Regions from separate parts of the Homo sapiens genome. Here region 2 is linked to region 1. Evidence: chromatin loops called from intact Hi-C (ENCODE). Cell type or tissue: endothelial cell of umbilical vein. All regions are shown on one strand.

Evidence for each region. Peaks named below come from ENCODE experiments on the same cell type or tissue, not always from the same donor. Only the 100,000 strongest peaks of a DNase experiment are listed, where the experiment ranks them.
Region 2: it touches region 1 in a loop (4-fold over the local background); 7 of 110 quality-filtered maps call a loop at or near these places.

Annotation. Positions count from the first base shown.
Region 1 is chr1:85,307,380-85,309,879 of GRCh38, reverse strand. No RefSeq gene overlaps it. Among named protein-coding and RNA genes, the nearest start is that of BCL10, 32 kb to the right of the region's middle. RefSeq lists an enhancer at 1,194-1,694. In endothelial cell of umbilical vein, a CTCF peak has its summit at 1,531 (motif pointing left); a DNase peak (open chromatin) is centred at 1,529; H3K27ac peaks cover 1,065 bases.
Region 2 is chr1:85,416,450-85,418,949 of GRCh38, reverse strand. All of the region lies in intron 1 of DDAH1 (dimethylarginine dimethylaminohydrolase 1), which reads left to right. Among named protein-coding and RNA genes, the nearest start is that of DDAH1, 47 kb to the left of the region's middle. In endothelial cell of umbilical vein, no CTCF peak of the experiment used is centred here; DNase peaks (open chromatin) are centred at 939 and 1,589; H3K27ac peaks cover 2,072 bases.

The DNA of each region.
Region 1 (2,500 bases):
GCAAACAACCCGTGTATACCAACTAATGAATGGATAAATGAAATGGATGCCAACTGATGAAGAGATGAACAAAAATATCCATACAACGGGATATTATTCAGGTGTAAAAAGGAATGAAGTACTGAACATGCTTCAACATGAATAAACCTTGAAAACATTATGCTAAGTGAAAGAAGCCAGTCACAAAAGACCACATATTATATGAAATGTCCAGGATAAGTAAATCTGTAGAGACAGAAAATAGAATAGTGATTGCTTTGGAGGGGAGGGTGCAAGGAGGGAGGAGAGGGAGGAAAAGGGAGTGATAACTAAGGGTAGAGGGTTCTTTTTGTGGTGATGAAAATTGATGTGGTTATCGTTGCATATATCTGTGAACGTGCATAAAATCATTGAATTGCACATTTTAAATGGGTGAAGTGTTTGGTATATGAATTATATCTCAATAAAGCTGGTTTTTAAAATGACAGCAATAATTCTCTTTGTCCTCTTCATATCTCAAAGGGTGGTTGGGAACATCAAATGAGAGGATTTATATAAAAGTACTTGGTACTCTATGCAGTGCTATACAAATGTAGCCTATTATAGTATTGAATGGGATTAATCAGCTTTTCACCAGCACCTGTCAGTACAAAACTCCGAAGCTGCCATTCCTAAAACTACCTTCGCCCCCAATTAGAATTCCTTTTCTTTAGTGGTTAAAACTCATTGACAGAGCCCAACCCTTGAAATAGTGCTGCATAATAATTGCTTATGGAATGCTTCTTACCTTCATAGCCTTTAGAAAAAAAGAAAATAACGTTTCTTTTATATGTTTTCCTAAGACTCAACTCAAGTGTGTGTAATTACCACACATACCAAGCTCCTCATTATGTCAGCCCTGGAGCCCACGTGGCCATTATAATAATTTGCTAACTGGCAATTGTTCCTTTCTTCTCACAGTCCCAACCCCAGTCTTACATTTTGGCCATTGCTCTGCCCTTCTGAACTGGGGTGAATAGCAGTGTGAAGGCAAAGGGGATGAGAATGAAATATGCTCCAAGTGGCAAGTTTGAGAGTAATATAGACAGAAGCTGGTCCTTGGCCAGGTGAGCCTATGAGTGCAACACCAACGCAGCATTTACACCTAGGACAAGGAGGGGCGGAACAAGTCCCCTATGCAAAACTGAGGCCCAGAGAGACTCAGTCACCAGGAAAAGTCACACCGCTAGTGGGTGTGGTACTAGGGCTCAAACTCTGTGTTTGGCAGCATTACTCTACACCGCCCATTGAAAAACAGGTGCCCTACGAAAGTTTCAAAATTACTGCACATCAAAGTATCTTCAAAATGTATAAAATGTTTCCTACCTCTGTTTTTCCATATGAATGCCGATCCGACAGTGCATGTTGCCCCTTTTCCCCAGAGGCATCTTTTGATTTAGCCTCAAAAACAATGGAAATCCGAATATCCATGTTTGCCGACCTTAGCTTTTGCAGAAAAATTGTGGAGTAACAGCGCCCTCGGGTAGTCACTCGCGTTTTCTCAGCCGGCCTTTGAGCGCGGAGAAGTGGGGCTAAGAATGCCGCCGCTGCCCCCTGGTGGGCTTTGGACGCCTGGGCCCTCCTTACTGAGTAAAGGGCGTCTTCCCAGGATCTGCCTGCCTATGGGCCCGCGGAGTCACCTGGGAGACCCATTCCCAGTCCTGGCCTAGGCAGATCCTGAGGCGTGGCCTCTCCCACCTCAGCTGAAACCAATTAGCTGAAACCAAAATTGGAATCAAAGCCCTTGGCAGGGGGTGTTTTAAGATCCACACACGCTGGGACCTGGGAAGGCCTGAAGGCTTCGTGGCCAGAAACCCCTGCTGCCACCTATCTCTGGGCCCAAGCCTACGTTTCCTCCCCTGGAGCAGCGGCTCTTTAGCTAAGGGATTGTTCCCTTTTTGGAAAAAAAAAAAATCACCAAGCTCTAGGGTTGAGGTATGGGTAGCAACACTCTAATTAGTTATTTATATCTTAGTGTGAAATACGTTCATCTGACCCTTACCTGGTAGCAGGTGTTTCAGGGGAAAAGAAAGAATCTAAGAATAATGAGAGCCTACAGTAGGCATGGAAGGCAAGGGGAGAGAAAGGGAGAAGAAAGGGAGGAACGGCAATGGGGAGGGGAGGACAAGGGAAGGGAAGCGAGGGGAAGTGAGGGGAGAGGAGGGAAGGAGAAAGGAAGGGAGGGAAGCAGAGGACAGAGGAGGAGAGAGGAGAGGGGTGGGGAGGAGGCCAGCTAGACCCTTCTGCAGTCTTACTCAGTCCTCATTGCCCTAGTCTAGGCTTCAAATGCGTAAAGAATTTGCAAGTGCACTCTTGTTCAATTCGCAAGACATTTCAGGGCTCCCACGGACTCCCACCATTGCTTAGTGTATTACTCTGAGTTCTCCAGAGAAACAGAACCAGAACCAATAGAAAAAATATATATCTCATATATATGAATTACTATATATGCAATATATATGACTTAATATAAGGAATTGGC
Region 2 (2,500 bases), 110 kb before region 1:
CAACCCAACTACGATATGAGCAGAGGGCATAGAGGGAGCCAAGTTGGAGAGATATGACTGGCTTCTCCTGTCCTGACCTATAATCTGTACTCCACTCCTTTATCCACCACTAACATTGATTATGGGATAGGACCCATAGCATGGCAAGATAGTGTTCCTGTTGCACCAGGAACCAATTCAAATGGATGGGAAAGCAGGGATATGGGTACTGTGTTAAAAGGAGAAGTGACAGCATTCCTGAACACTGAAAAGGACATTTCCAACATCCGAAGAGATGCTACATTTTCCAGCTTGCTAGAGAGAAAGGCTGAAAGATAAAAACTTTTGTTGACTTCCTCTGCAAACGAGCATTTAACTGAAAAGTGTAAATGAAATTTTAAATACCAATGAAATGTGATGCCTTCTCCTGGTATTTGGTCCATAAATTATGTTGCACCAGAGTTTAGATCATAGTTCGCCCATTTCAGACCAAATTCATGGTCTTTTACCTTCTGTTCCTATAAATTATAAACCCCAGATGTGTCAAATTGTATAATAAACACATAAAAAGAAATTTGTTTTTTAAGGAATTTCATAAATTTCTTGTTTTACCGAGTTTTATTGGTCTCATTTTAGTGGGACAAAAAACAAATTAACCTTTCATGTTTTCACTTGTTACATTGTAGAGAGACCCTGAATTGTTGGGACGAAAAAGGGAAATGCTTTTCTTGGACCAATTTTTTGATTGGTCCACTTGCTGAGATAAGCCTCCTGCTGAATCAAATGTATGTTTTTGTGTTTGGTCTTGGATCTTATCTGCCTGCAGCAGCAGCAAGCTTAATAGCAAATGAGGTTCAAAAAGATGAAGCAGCTATTTCAGCCTCTTATCCTAATGTTTTCAAAGAGCTCTGTAGATTTGGTCATTATGCCCATCCTAATCAAACTGTCTGAAAGCTTATCTTCTGCCACCATTTCCTACAGACTTTCCGCAAAGCAACTATGATTTGTAATCGTTAGTAGAATGGTATGTGGTATGTAAATATATGTAATAATTATATTTCTAAAACAGTCTTTGTGACCATCTTTTAAAGGATCTCAGCTTGACAATGAATTGCCTATTTTTAGTTTTCAAATCAGGGTATTTTTCAATTATCTTGCAGTTGATTTTCTAAATTCACTCTTCAATTCATGAGAGAAATGGCTTTTATAGGGCAAATACATACTATTTGGGCATTAGAGAGGACAGAGATTATTTTATTCTTTTTGTATTGAATAATTTTGCAGGAAGCTGCTGCTGATTACAAGGAGAGTTATATGTATTAAGATTGATAAAGAGAAATATTTTTAAGGCTTTTAGATTTCCCTATAAGGAGATAGGATTTACATTCCAACTTTGATTTTCTTCAAAGGGATCCTGTTTGCTTAAATTCTCAGAAAATATGATTGGACTTCTCAGTCAACTGAGCTGTAAGAGTGGTGAAGAACCTGCCCTCAGGAAGGGACCTGTCAACATTTAGAGGGTGTGGGGGTGGTGATATTGGGGATGGAGACTGGCATGATGGAAGGGATGAGGCCTAGAACACAAGCATATCGAACCCACTTGCCTCTCTGTGAATGGGGCTCTTGCACACAGCCAGGCCTGACTTCCCTCCCCGCTGTTCCCACTCACCCAGCACAGTAGACTGATCCAGCCCTGCCAGGAGGTGGCTGTCCTTCACCAGCGCCAACTCCTGGCTGCACGCTGTGCTTCACAGAGCCTTCCAGCCCAGCCAGCTTGGCTGTCGGGGTCTCAGATTTCAACTCAAGGTGCCAGCAGAGTCCCTTCACTAAAATCATATTTTTTCACCTGATAATTTGATCATTTTACAGTTGGTGGGTTTCATCCACAAAAAATGGTTTTCTAAAAAGTAAAATCTAGTGTTGTCTTCATGATGTTATATGTAGGACCACTACCCGGTAAAAGCCACTGAGAGAACCTTGGTTAGAAAAAACACTAGTTCATCCAGGTGCAGTAGTGGCTCATGCTTGTAATCCCACCTATTTGGGAGGCCAATGCAGACAGATTGCTTGAGCCTGGGAGTTCGAGACCAGCCTGGGCAACATGGCGAAACCCCGTCTCTACAAAAAAAACAAAAATTAGCTGGATGTAGTGATGTGCACCTGTGGTCACAGCTACTCAGAAGACTGAGATGAGAGGATTGCTTGAGCCCACGAGGCAAAGGTTACAGTGAGCCATGATCATGCAGCTACACTCCAGCCTGGGCAACAGAGCAAGACCCTGTTTCAAAAAAAGAAAAAAAGAAAAGAAGGCACCAGTTCAGTTGTCTGATCCACTCCAGGTCTGACCACACTATTCTAAATTCTTTCTTTTCCAGAAACTAGAGACAACTGTTTTTAAAATAACTATCTTTGGGAATATTATGAACTTTATGAACATTTCCCTGCAGATAATCAAACTAGTCAAATACTGTTTGTAGGCTGGGCATGGTGGCTCATGCCTGTAATCCCAACACTTTGGGAG